2 separate regions of the Homo sapiens genome follow, and region 1 is linked to region 2. A link is a loop called in an ENCODE intact Hi-C map of the cell type or tissue named here. Cell type or tissue: mammary epithelial cell. All regions are shown on one strand. Links, peaks and the distances in the headings refer to the core of each region. The heading gives the core; the rest is flanking DNA. Region 1 has its middle 97 kb from the start of AOAH. Region 2 has its middle 25 kb from the start of AOAH.

The links. Hi-C counts contacts between places; a loop is a spot of excess contacts. Peaks named below come from ENCODE experiments on the same cell type or tissue, not always from the same donor. Only the 100,000 strongest peaks of a DNase experiment are listed, where the experiment ranks them.
Region 1: a loop joins it to region 2, with 5 times the contacts of the local background. A loop is called at or near these places in 2 of 110 quality-filtered maps.

Annotation. Positions count from the first base shown.
Region 1 is chr7:36,818,589-36,823,974 of GRCh38, reverse strand. It overlaps the pseudogene NPM1P18. Among named protein-coding and RNA genes, the nearest start is that of AOAH, 97 kb to the right of the region's middle. In mammary epithelial cell, for the core only: no CTCF peak of the experiment used is centred there; a DNase peak (open chromatin) is centred at 3,174; H3K27ac peaks cover 1,268 bases.
Region 2 is chr7:36,746,888-36,752,273 of GRCh38, reverse strand. No RefSeq gene overlaps it. Among named protein-coding and RNA genes, the nearest start is that of AOAH, 25 kb to the right of the region's middle. In mammary epithelial cell, for the core only: no CTCF peak of the experiment used is centred there; DNase peaks (open chromatin) are centred at 2,493 and 4,843.

The sequences.
Region 1 (5,386 bases), core at 112-5,111, 72 kb before region 2:
GGATTAACACCAGAGTTTATATCTATTTGTTTCTTATTTATTGTATACGTATATGTTTTCTTTTTTTTTTTTTGAGATAGAGTTTTGCTATTGTTGCCCAGGCTGGAGAGCAGTGGCACGATCTCAGCTCCCTGCAAACTCTGCCTCCAGGTTCAAGTGATTCTCCTTCCTCAATCTCCCGAGTAGCTGGGATTACAGGTGTGTGCCACCATGCCCGGCTAATTCTGTATTTTTAGTAGAGAAGGGTTTCTCCATGTTGGTCAGGCTGGTCTCGAACTCCCGACCTCAGGTGATCAGCCCGCCTCGGCCTCCCAAAGTGCTACGATTACAGGCGTGAGCCACCGCGTATGTTTTCGTTAATTGTTTGGGTCTAGATTTTCTCAATGAGTCCTTTGGTTATCTCTATCCAGTCTGAGCCAAACTATTCCTCTGAGAATTGTGCCAGGTGGTTCTTAGCAGACATGGAGAGTTAAGATTCCAGGGTTAAAATCAGCTGTATACTTTCCCTTCCAGAATTCTATCTCAACAAAGCTCATTTCTTCCTAGGAGGATGCAACCAACTCCAATGCTATGCTACCACACAAATCCTTCTAAAACAGTTGCTAATTTTTAATCAACCAAATTTATATATTTTGAATACAAATTTTCTTTTTAAAAATATCAGATGGCATTTAAATATTTATTTCCTTCAGTGTTTCTTTCATTGATTTGTTTCAGAAACTGACAAGAACTTGTTGTTAATTGTGTTTATGAGTTTCATAATGAATAATACATTGTTTTTGACAATGATAATTATATTTCTCTATTTATAGAAAGCGAGTGCAAAGAAAAAAAAAGCAGTCATTTCCATATCCTCAATTATTTCATCTAACAATGCCTTCACATTCCAAAGAAGAGCTGTTTAGTTAGATTTTTAAAAACTTAATGTCTGCTTATGGTTTCCTTAACGAATTCCATTACTTTCGGTTGTCTCTTATCTTTTCTTGTAAGCATCACATTATTTACTCTCTTGCTGCTTACAAGCCAGTCTACATCAATATGTATGAATATCTCTCTCTTCATTTTGGCACATGTAAGAATAAGCATATCTTATTATGCCCATGAACACACATACACATGCGTGCAGACACATGTACTCAGACACACATGACGTACTTATGTGATCACATGCAGAAAGAATTTGTCTCCCCTAATCAAACTTGGAGTCCGTACAGTACAATAAATTAGCAGGGAAAAGTAGGCTATTGTTATTTGATCTTCTCCAACTCCATATACCATACATTTTTAAAATTTAGTTTTTAATCAAAGTTATACATGCATACTTATACAGTCAAATTGTTTTACCAGAATTATTACCAAAATCAAGCTGAACCAAAACAATAACCTGCTCCCCACCTACAACCTCAAGTTTCCATTCCTAAAAGGCTACCTTTGCAGCTTTTTAAACTATTGCTCTTGTTTTTCACCTGCGTATCAATAAATAACATATGATTTTTAGCACTACTTGTGATTTTCAGCATTAGGCAGCATAAAATGACTTCCCACTATGGAAGATAAGGATTTAGCTCTTTTTTACTCTTTGCCCCACCATTATCACATCTCCTCTCTCTCTCTCTCTCTCTCTCTCTCTCACACACACACACACAAACATTTCTCTTCCCCTCAAACTCCAGTTATACTTATGTCAAGTTTTTGATAAATTCAATATTTAATATTAATATTATAACTGTACAAATATAAATGCTATTCTCAGTTGAGCCACATAGGATATGCACAACTATTTGTTTTCTGCGAAATTAATAACTGGATTTTTTTTTTAACTGACTTAGTTTGATGGTTGATTTTATGTGTCATGTTGACAAGGCCATGGGTACCCAGTTATGTGGTTAAACATTATTCTAGCCATTTCTGTGAGGGGTTTTCTGAATGAGATTAACATTTGAACCTGTGGACTGAGTAAAGCAGAGTGCCCTTGCTGATGGGGTGGGCCTCATCCAATCCATTGAGGAAGTGAATAAAATAAAGAGGCTGAGAAAGGGAAAATTTGCTCTCTCTATCTTGGAGCTGGACCACTGGTCTTCTTTTGCCCTCAGACTTGAACTTGGACTGGAACTTACACCATCAGCTCTCCTGATTCTCAGGCCTTTGGACTCAGTCTGGAACTCTACCATCAGCTCTCCTGATTCTCAGGCCTTTGGACTCAGTCTGGAACTCTACCATCAGCTCTCCTGGGTCTCTTGCTGAATACAGATCTTGGGACTTCTCAGCCTTTGTAACTGTGTGAGTCAATTCCTTATAATAAATCTCTTTATCTTTTCATCTTTCTCCTTTTCTCCCTTTCTTTTTTCCTTTTCTTCCTCCCTCCTTCCTTCTTTCCTTCTTCTCTCTCATCTATCGTCCATCTATCTATCTATCTATCTATCTATCTATCTATCTATCTAATCATCTATCTATATCTATCTATCGTCTGTTTGAGTATCTTTCTATCCATCATCTCTCTTATTGGTTCTGTTTTTCTGGAAAACCCAAATGAATACACTTAGTTTCATTTATATTTGCTCAGATTCTTCCACAATCTTCAATATCTCCTCTCAATACTTTTGAACACATCAGGAGCAAAATATCCTCTTCTCACAGATATTCTCCCAGAAGCCACTGAACTGGTTGTGCTCTATCTTCCATGCACAGTGGGCGTCTAGGAACTTCCTTCACTATCATCCTAACCCTTTCCAATGTATCTCCTGTTTCTTGGATCCCATGGCTTCTGCTTTCTTGGTTTTTACCCTCATTTTGGATTTTTTAAATTGAGATAAAGATCACAAAACATAAAACTTACCACTTTAACAATTGTAAACTGTACAAGTGGTTTTTAGTATATTCACAATGTTGTGCAACCAATACCACCACTATCTAATTCCAGAATGTTTCATCACTCCCAAAAAGAAACTCCTTACTAATTAAGCAATCACTCCACATTCCACTCTTTCCCTAGCCTTGGGCAATCACTATCTAATTTCTGTTACTATGGATTTGCCTATTTAGGACATTTCATACAAATGGAATCATACAATATGTGTCCTTTATGACTGGCTTTTTTAACATAATATTTTCAAGCTTCATGCATGTTGTAGCATTTATCATTACTTCATTCTTTTTATGACTGACTCATATTCCATTGTATGAATGCACTAACTTTTTTTTTATCCATTCATCAGTTGATGGGGATTGGGTTGTTTCTACTTTTGGCTATGATGAGTAATGCTACTATAAAGGTAGTGTTAGTGTACATCTGTTTTTAGTTCTCTTGATAGTACCTAGGAGTGGAATTGAATTGCTAGGTCATATGGTAACTCTACATTTACCCTTTTGAGGAACTGCCAGACTTCCATAGCAGCTGCAGCATTTTGCATTCCTACCAGCAATACACAAAGGTTCAAATGTATACATCCTCACAAAAATTTATTTTCCTTTTTTTTCTTTATTATAGCCATCCCAGTGGAAGTGAAGTGGTAACTCATTGTAATTTTGATTTTCATTTCCCTAATGATTAATGATGCTGGGCATCTTTTCATGTGCTCATTTGCCATTTGTATATCTTCTTTGGAGAAACATCTGTTCAAGTTCTTTGCCCACTTTTAATTGGGTTGCTGTCTTTTGTTTTTGAGTTGCAAAGTTGATTTAAATAGTCTATTATTAGACCCTTTGTCAAATATATGACTTGCAAATATTTTTTCTAATCTGTGAATTGTCTTTTAACTTTATTGATAGTATTCTTTGGTGATGCAATTTTTAAAATTTTGACGACGTCCAATTTACCTGTTTTTTTGTGCTTTTGATGTTATATTTTAAAAAGTTACCTATCCAAGATCACAAAGAATTACATCTACATTTCCTTCTAAGAGTTTTATAGTTTTAGCTTTTATATTAAGTCTTTATTCAATTTCAAGTTAATTTTTTTCATTCAAATATTTATTGAGCAGCTAAGGAGATACAAACGTGATTTAAAACATGGTCAGAGGTGAGGCAAATGCACAAGTAATAGAAAGCAAAGGGCAAGGTTCATTGAATCACAGCAGTCAGAAGAAAAGTGCTTTGGGGAACCAAGAGTGACATGGTTTCCAGCCTGAAGAGGCATGGGTGGCAAATCAGAATAGGGAATTGAGATTAAAATAGAAAACTTTAGTCTGGATTGTTGATGACACTCAGTGTGGACTATATTTGTCTCTCCTTTTTCTCTCTCCCCACCTTTGGGCTTAATTTACTAGTAGTCCCCTGGACTGTTCAATATGCTTTTTGTATACTTGCTTGCATTTTTGCTTTAATGTCTTCTACAGAACTAGGTCCTTTAGGTGTTTTAGGAATTTTTTCCTGTTTTTTGAAGGATTCTTGTCCTTTTGATCTTGGTGTTGATGGTTTTGAGTCTTTTCCATTCTGATTTGACTTTTGTGCATTTTTGGCTCGAGTATCTTGTATAGATTTCTTCACGGGTGCTTTTTCTTCAGTTTCCTCATCATCAAAATCATCATCATCATCTTCTTCATCAGCAGCAAGTTTTACTTTTTTCTGTGGCACCTTGCTACCACCTCCAGGGGCAAATCACTTTCCATATATACTTAAGAGTTTCACATCCTCCTGTTCTTCATCTTCTGCCTCTGAATCTTCCTCCACAGTGACTAAGTGCTGTCCACTAATATGCACTGGCCCTGAACCACACTTCAACCGTAAGACTACTGGTGGTGTTATTTCAAAGCCCCCAAGGGAAACCGTTGGCTGTACAGACATTTTCAAAGTTGCCAGTGTGACTTTAATTGGACTGCCTTCGTAATTCATTGCCTCTGCTTCAACAATGTGCAATTCATCCTTTGCACCAGCCCCTGAGCTGACCGTTCTTGAAGATAACTGATGCTCATTTTCATCATTATCCACTTGAAAGTGATTGTCAGCCTTTAGTTCACAACGGAAAAGATTGTTCTGGGGTCTCAGGGGACTCATGTCCATGTCCATTGAGTCTTCCATTGAGTAGTGGAACGCACTCAGGTGGGAGAGAAGGCAGACGGAGATAAACAACTACTGCTCAAGAGAACAGCCATGCAGGACGGAATCACACCAGGGCTCAAGTTAATTTTTAATGTCTTGTGAGGCAGGGGTCCAACTTCATTCTTTTGCACGTGGATATACAATTGTCCCCACACTATTTGTTGAAAATACTATTCCTTCTCCATGGAGTGATCTTGGCACCTAGTTGGAAATCAATAGACCTCAGATCTGTGAGTTGATTTCTAGACTCTCAATTATACACAATTACTCTACATGTCTATAATGCCAATAACACACTCTTTAGATAACTGTTGCTTTCTAGTAAGTTTTGAAGTCAGGATGCATGAAT
Region 2 (5,386 bases), core at 236-5,235:
TGTTAATCTTTTAGTTCAGTTATTCCCAAACCCCACTGATTCATGGACTCTACACAAGTCATCACCAAGTCCATGAGAGAGGCCTGGTGTAGTGAACATTTAACAAGTGCTGCCAGATGATTCTTACTTTCAGGGAAGTTTGGAGTACAGTGATCTAGGGCAATGATTCTCAGAGAACTGGAGCTTGCATAGCAACATGAATATAACTTGAGGTGCTTGTTAAAAAATAGAGGTTCTTGAGCTTCACTCTGAGTGTCTCAGTTTGTAAATTACCACAGGTGATTGTTGTGTGCAGGTAGGTGTTGACTCCAGGTCCAGCCCACCTCTCCCAGTCTCCATCCAATGATTGTCCAGCCCACTCATGACTGTTTCCAGAGAGGGGACTTCTAGGCCCCTTTCCCTGCCCATGGAGGTCACTCCTTGAATATTATTGTAAACCTTTGTCAAATATTGTCTCAACAAATTTAGGAATGTATATGCCTCTCACACCCAGTATTAAGACACAAGAATCAGACTTTTAAACTCAATTTTTTATGATATCATTCTAACAAAAGACTGTTGCCACTCATTTTGTCAGGAAAAAAAAATGCATTTTTGACTAATCTCTTGTGGACGGCCACGTTTATAGGTCCTTTTGGGGGTGAATGGAATTTGTGGATCCATCTGAAGACCACCATTTTGCTTCTCAAAGACTCCAAGTGTTAAGTGGTTGCTCTATTAGGAAAAAAACTTTTTTTTCTTCCAGAGAGGAGAATTAAAAGATATCCAGAGTCAACTTGACAGTGCAGAGCATGGGATCTATCATTCATAAACACCTCCACAGTCTCACAGAGAAGAGGAGGGAAAGGCAGCTGTCAATAAGAACATGGACCCATTTATTTGGCTCCCAAGGCAGAGGTGCAATGTAGGATTTTAACTTTTCCCGTGGATAGCTGGTGTTGACGAAGAGAAGAAACCTTACTTGAGACAATGAAGTTCAGATCATAAACATTCACAAGCATAAGGGAAAGCATGTACAATCATGATGCAATTCCCTTACACTCTGCTTCCACTGTTTGCTAATGAGCAATTTTATTTCTCTGAGCCTCACTCTCCTCATCTGTAAGATGGACTAGTCACACCTTCCTTACCATCCAGAGTAAATGGGAGAGTAAATGAAAACTGCCTAACTCATGAATGGCATTCAATCTACAGTAGATATTTTTCAGTTGTTAATAATGTCCTTACCAGGTCATTTTCAGATGCTCCTGAGTTAGAGTCAGTCAGGAATTTCTTTAATTGCTCCAAAAGGACACAGCATTGTCAGCCTCTTGGCTAGTCCATATTAATGTGATAAATTGGTCCCGGCAAGTGGGCTTCTAGCTTGTCTTCCCTCATGTCCCAGTCCTTGGTTTGTTTCCATCTCTCCATGTTTTTCTAGCTACTCCAGAAGCGAGGTCCTAACTGTTCTTGCCCTCCCCCTGTCATCCCTATCCTTCTAGATGCTTAATTCCAGACCATAAGGCTGGGCTCTGACTACCTGTTGTTGATGGTTTACTCTGCCCTCCAGGGGACCTCGAGGGTTTCTGCATGCCTTGTGTCACCCCTGAGAAGAAAGCAAACCAGTGACCAACACGTTCAGAGAGTGGAACTTCCCATGGAAGGGCAAAGCGTTGACTATTTCTGCTTTCTCAGAATGTTTTTTTGGGAATCTCCGCTTTTGGTCCCTGGTCTTTTGAGATATCTCTTAGGTCATTCTCTCTTTATTGGGTTGTTTTTCTTTCTTCTCTCCCAAGAAAGAGTGCAGAAAGTGGACCCAGCATTTCCCCAAACTGGAGACATTCCCTTAAACCCAGAAAGCCTTCAAAGAACCAAGATGAGGTACAGGAGAGAAAAGATACAGAGCATGAAACACACCAGCACCGAAAGTCTGGCTTCTTTAAAACTCCACTCCCTCTGGCTCTTCCTTGGACCCATGATCTGTGTTTCCTTGCTGGAGATCTAATAACTCTCCTGGGAACACCCCTGACTCTGACTGCCTGCCTAGATTTATAACTTTTACTTGCTCTAGGGGCTCCCTACCTTAACCACCCCTCTTCTGATGTCTATATACCACAGCTGGTCCTTCTAGATTTGAAAGCTCCCAACACTAGCATTAGAGAGAGAAATGTTGGTTTTGCCGTATGTCCCAGCCATAATCAATAGCTTCTCACTAACATGAGAAGTTATGTGCTCACTTGTATCTGGCTCTGCTTATGATGGGGAAGAATTCAATGGGCTTAGAGGATGAAGTCTATAATTCTATTCCCCAAACCACTTTACTAGAGAATTCTAGGCTGTTTAAAATCTCCACTGAATATTCTTGAAGAGAGGGAGAAAAAGAAGAAGGAAAACCCTTATCTGCTCTGATTTTGCATCCTGGAGTCTGACTCACCCCTGCAATGCACTAAAGTCAGGCAACAAAGAGAATCCTTTAGCGAATCCCTTGAATCATCTGTTCTAACACCAACCAGCTCCTGACCTCAGTGTTGGGCCCCATTCCCTGCCCCTTGATCTGGTATATGAATGTGATTTGCTTAGTCACAGTGTCTAGCCTCCTCCAAGGACTTGGGTTTGTGCTACCTGTGGGTTCTTCTCCTGCTAGACTTTTTTTTTTTTTAGCTTTAAAAACATTGTTCCAATTATGATGAAATATATGTAACAGAAAATGTAACATTTCAGCCATTTTAAATGTAGAGTTTAGTGGCATTAAGTACACTCACATTGTTGTGCAACCATAACCAACATATCTCTAAAACATTTTCATCTTCCCCAAACTCTGTATAACCATTAAGCAATAACTCTCTGTTCCCCTTTGCCCCCAAGCCCCTGGAAACCACCATTCTACTTTGTGTCCTTATGAATTTGAATGCTGTAAGTACTTCATGTTAGTGGAATCATACACGATGTAGTCTTTTATGTCTGGCTACTTTCACTTGGCATAATGTCATCAAGGTCCAGCCATGTTATAACAGATGTCAGCATTTTATTCCTTCTTATAGCTGAATTATATTCCATTGTATGGATATGCCACATTTTGCTTTTTTATTCGTGCATCAATGAACACTTGATTTGCTTGTACCTTTTGGCTAAGGTAAATAATGCTGCAATGAACATCGTTATATAAATATCTCTTCAAGATCTTCCTTTCAATTCTTTCAATTCTGGTATATCCCAGAGTGGAATTACTGGATCATATGGTAATTCTATTTTTATTTTTTAGAAGTTCCACCGTATTGTTTTCCATTATAGCTGCACCATTTTACATTCCCACCAACAGTGTCCAAGGGTTCCAATCTCTCCACATGCTTGCCCACATCTGTTATTTTCTGTGTGTGTGTTCTTTTTTAATAGTAGCCATCCTAGTAAGTATGAAGTGGTATTTCACCATCATTTTGCTGCGCTTCTTGACTAGCTCACCCACTATCAGCCCTTCTTGACTACCCAGCCCTAGGAGGCAGCCTGCCATGCTAAAGTCTTGTCTGGACCTATAGCAGGAGGACAGTAGTTCTTAGAACTCATAATAGCTCCCTGATACTGTCATTTGTTGAGCCAAATTGTTTCTTAAATCTAAGATATATAATATTTCACATGCACAGTTAAGGCACAGACCTGTGAGGAGGGAGTGGTCAAACAAGATGACTTACCGAGTGTTAGATATCTGTGAATGAGCACCATCTCCAGTTCTCCATTGCAAACTAAAGAAGCCCTCTCTCAGGAGGTTATGCAGCTGTAGGGCTCTTTATGTTACATGTAGCATGTCAGTAGAATAACCATAACGATGGGATAGAAAAATAGTGAGTAAATGAAAAAGGTAGACTGGCAGACTGGGGTTCATGTTGGCAGAGAGATGACAGGGACCGAGAATGAAAACAGAAACCACAATTTTCAAAACATAAGCCTCAGTTTCGAAGCAGGCCAATTTCTCCCGACCACACCGTGGTGGGCATCACAGACGATCTAAGTTCAAACCTTGAAACACCAGCTCTTTCAGGCCCATTTGTTCCCAGATAAGACCATAGAGAAATTGACCTGTCAGTAACTCCACACAGACTTGTGAATCCCAAAGATAAGACCACTTACTTTTCCAGAAACTCCCCAGTTTACAGAATCTGATGAAATCCTGCCAACACCATCCTGTGACTAACTCCAGCCCCCAAAGCTTTATTGGGTGCCCTTGTCTTAATCCACCCTTTTGAGATGCCTCAAGCTTCCCCACAGCGTGCAGTTTCCCTTGCTGTGGCGTTAATCAGCCTAACTTTGTTGACTACAGGTGTGTTCCAGGTGGTCTTAGGCTACAGGACATTGAAGAACATTAAATTACATGCAATGCCTAAAGCTAGTTCTCTGCAACTCCATGACTCTGGAAATGACCAAAGCCTCTCTTTCTGGCCACCTCTCAATTTTCCCCCAGCTCTCACCTTCTCTATCCTCTTTCTCCAAGCTCCTGAAATGCCACACTGGACACCCGGTACTTGTACTTTTATTTATGCAGGCTTCTTACAAAAATGAATAATTAACGTCATGAGAAAATTCTCAGGCTGACCTGAGAATAAAGCAATCAAGACCACATTAAAATTATATCTTTTTTTCCAAGACTCATTAAGGAGCTGTGAGAAAATCAGTACACCAACCTGTTGTGAAACCCCAATGTAATGTTTAACTAATTTTCTGCCTTTGAGCAATATCCCCACTATTAGCTTTCTTTTTTCCTTACTGGCAGTTTTACTTAATTTCTTTAAGGTGACATAATGAAAGAGTGAAAAAATGTACCCTGTGGTTCTGCAGCCACCCCCTACAGCTCCACTTTCTGACTCATGGCCAGGAGAGTGCTGGCTCTGTTTTTCCAAGTCCAAGGGGGAGGAGGGTACCTCTTCTGTCCACCCCTACTGCTTCCCGAAATCACTCTCTCTTCTTTCTGGACTTTCCTTAATTTACTGGGGAGAGTGACTGATCCTTCCTGGCAGCCTAGGGTGAAGCCTAGACCCCTTATTCGTACCTCCCCGCTTCTCTCCCATCCACAATGTTGTTTTGAAAGCTGTTTTGTTCCCTTGTCCTCCCTTGCTCCTGGTGGAATTGATGGGTGTACAGGAGGCAAACCAGTCCCTTCATGGCAAATTTCAACTGAGACAGAGAGAAACTTGGCCCTGCAACACGTAAGCTCAGGAGCTGTTGGCCTTCCCAACAAAAAACGAGGCAAGACAGTCCAAAGCCAAAGGGAGGATGAAGTAGAGGCTCAGAGGAAAGTAGAAATGACACCCTTCCTGGGCTCTTTACTGTGTCCCCCGGTCCAGTCCTGTGCCTTCCCTAGGTCCTGCAGTCTCTGTTCTCTGATTCCATGAGCCTCTGCAGTGCCCCATCCATTGCA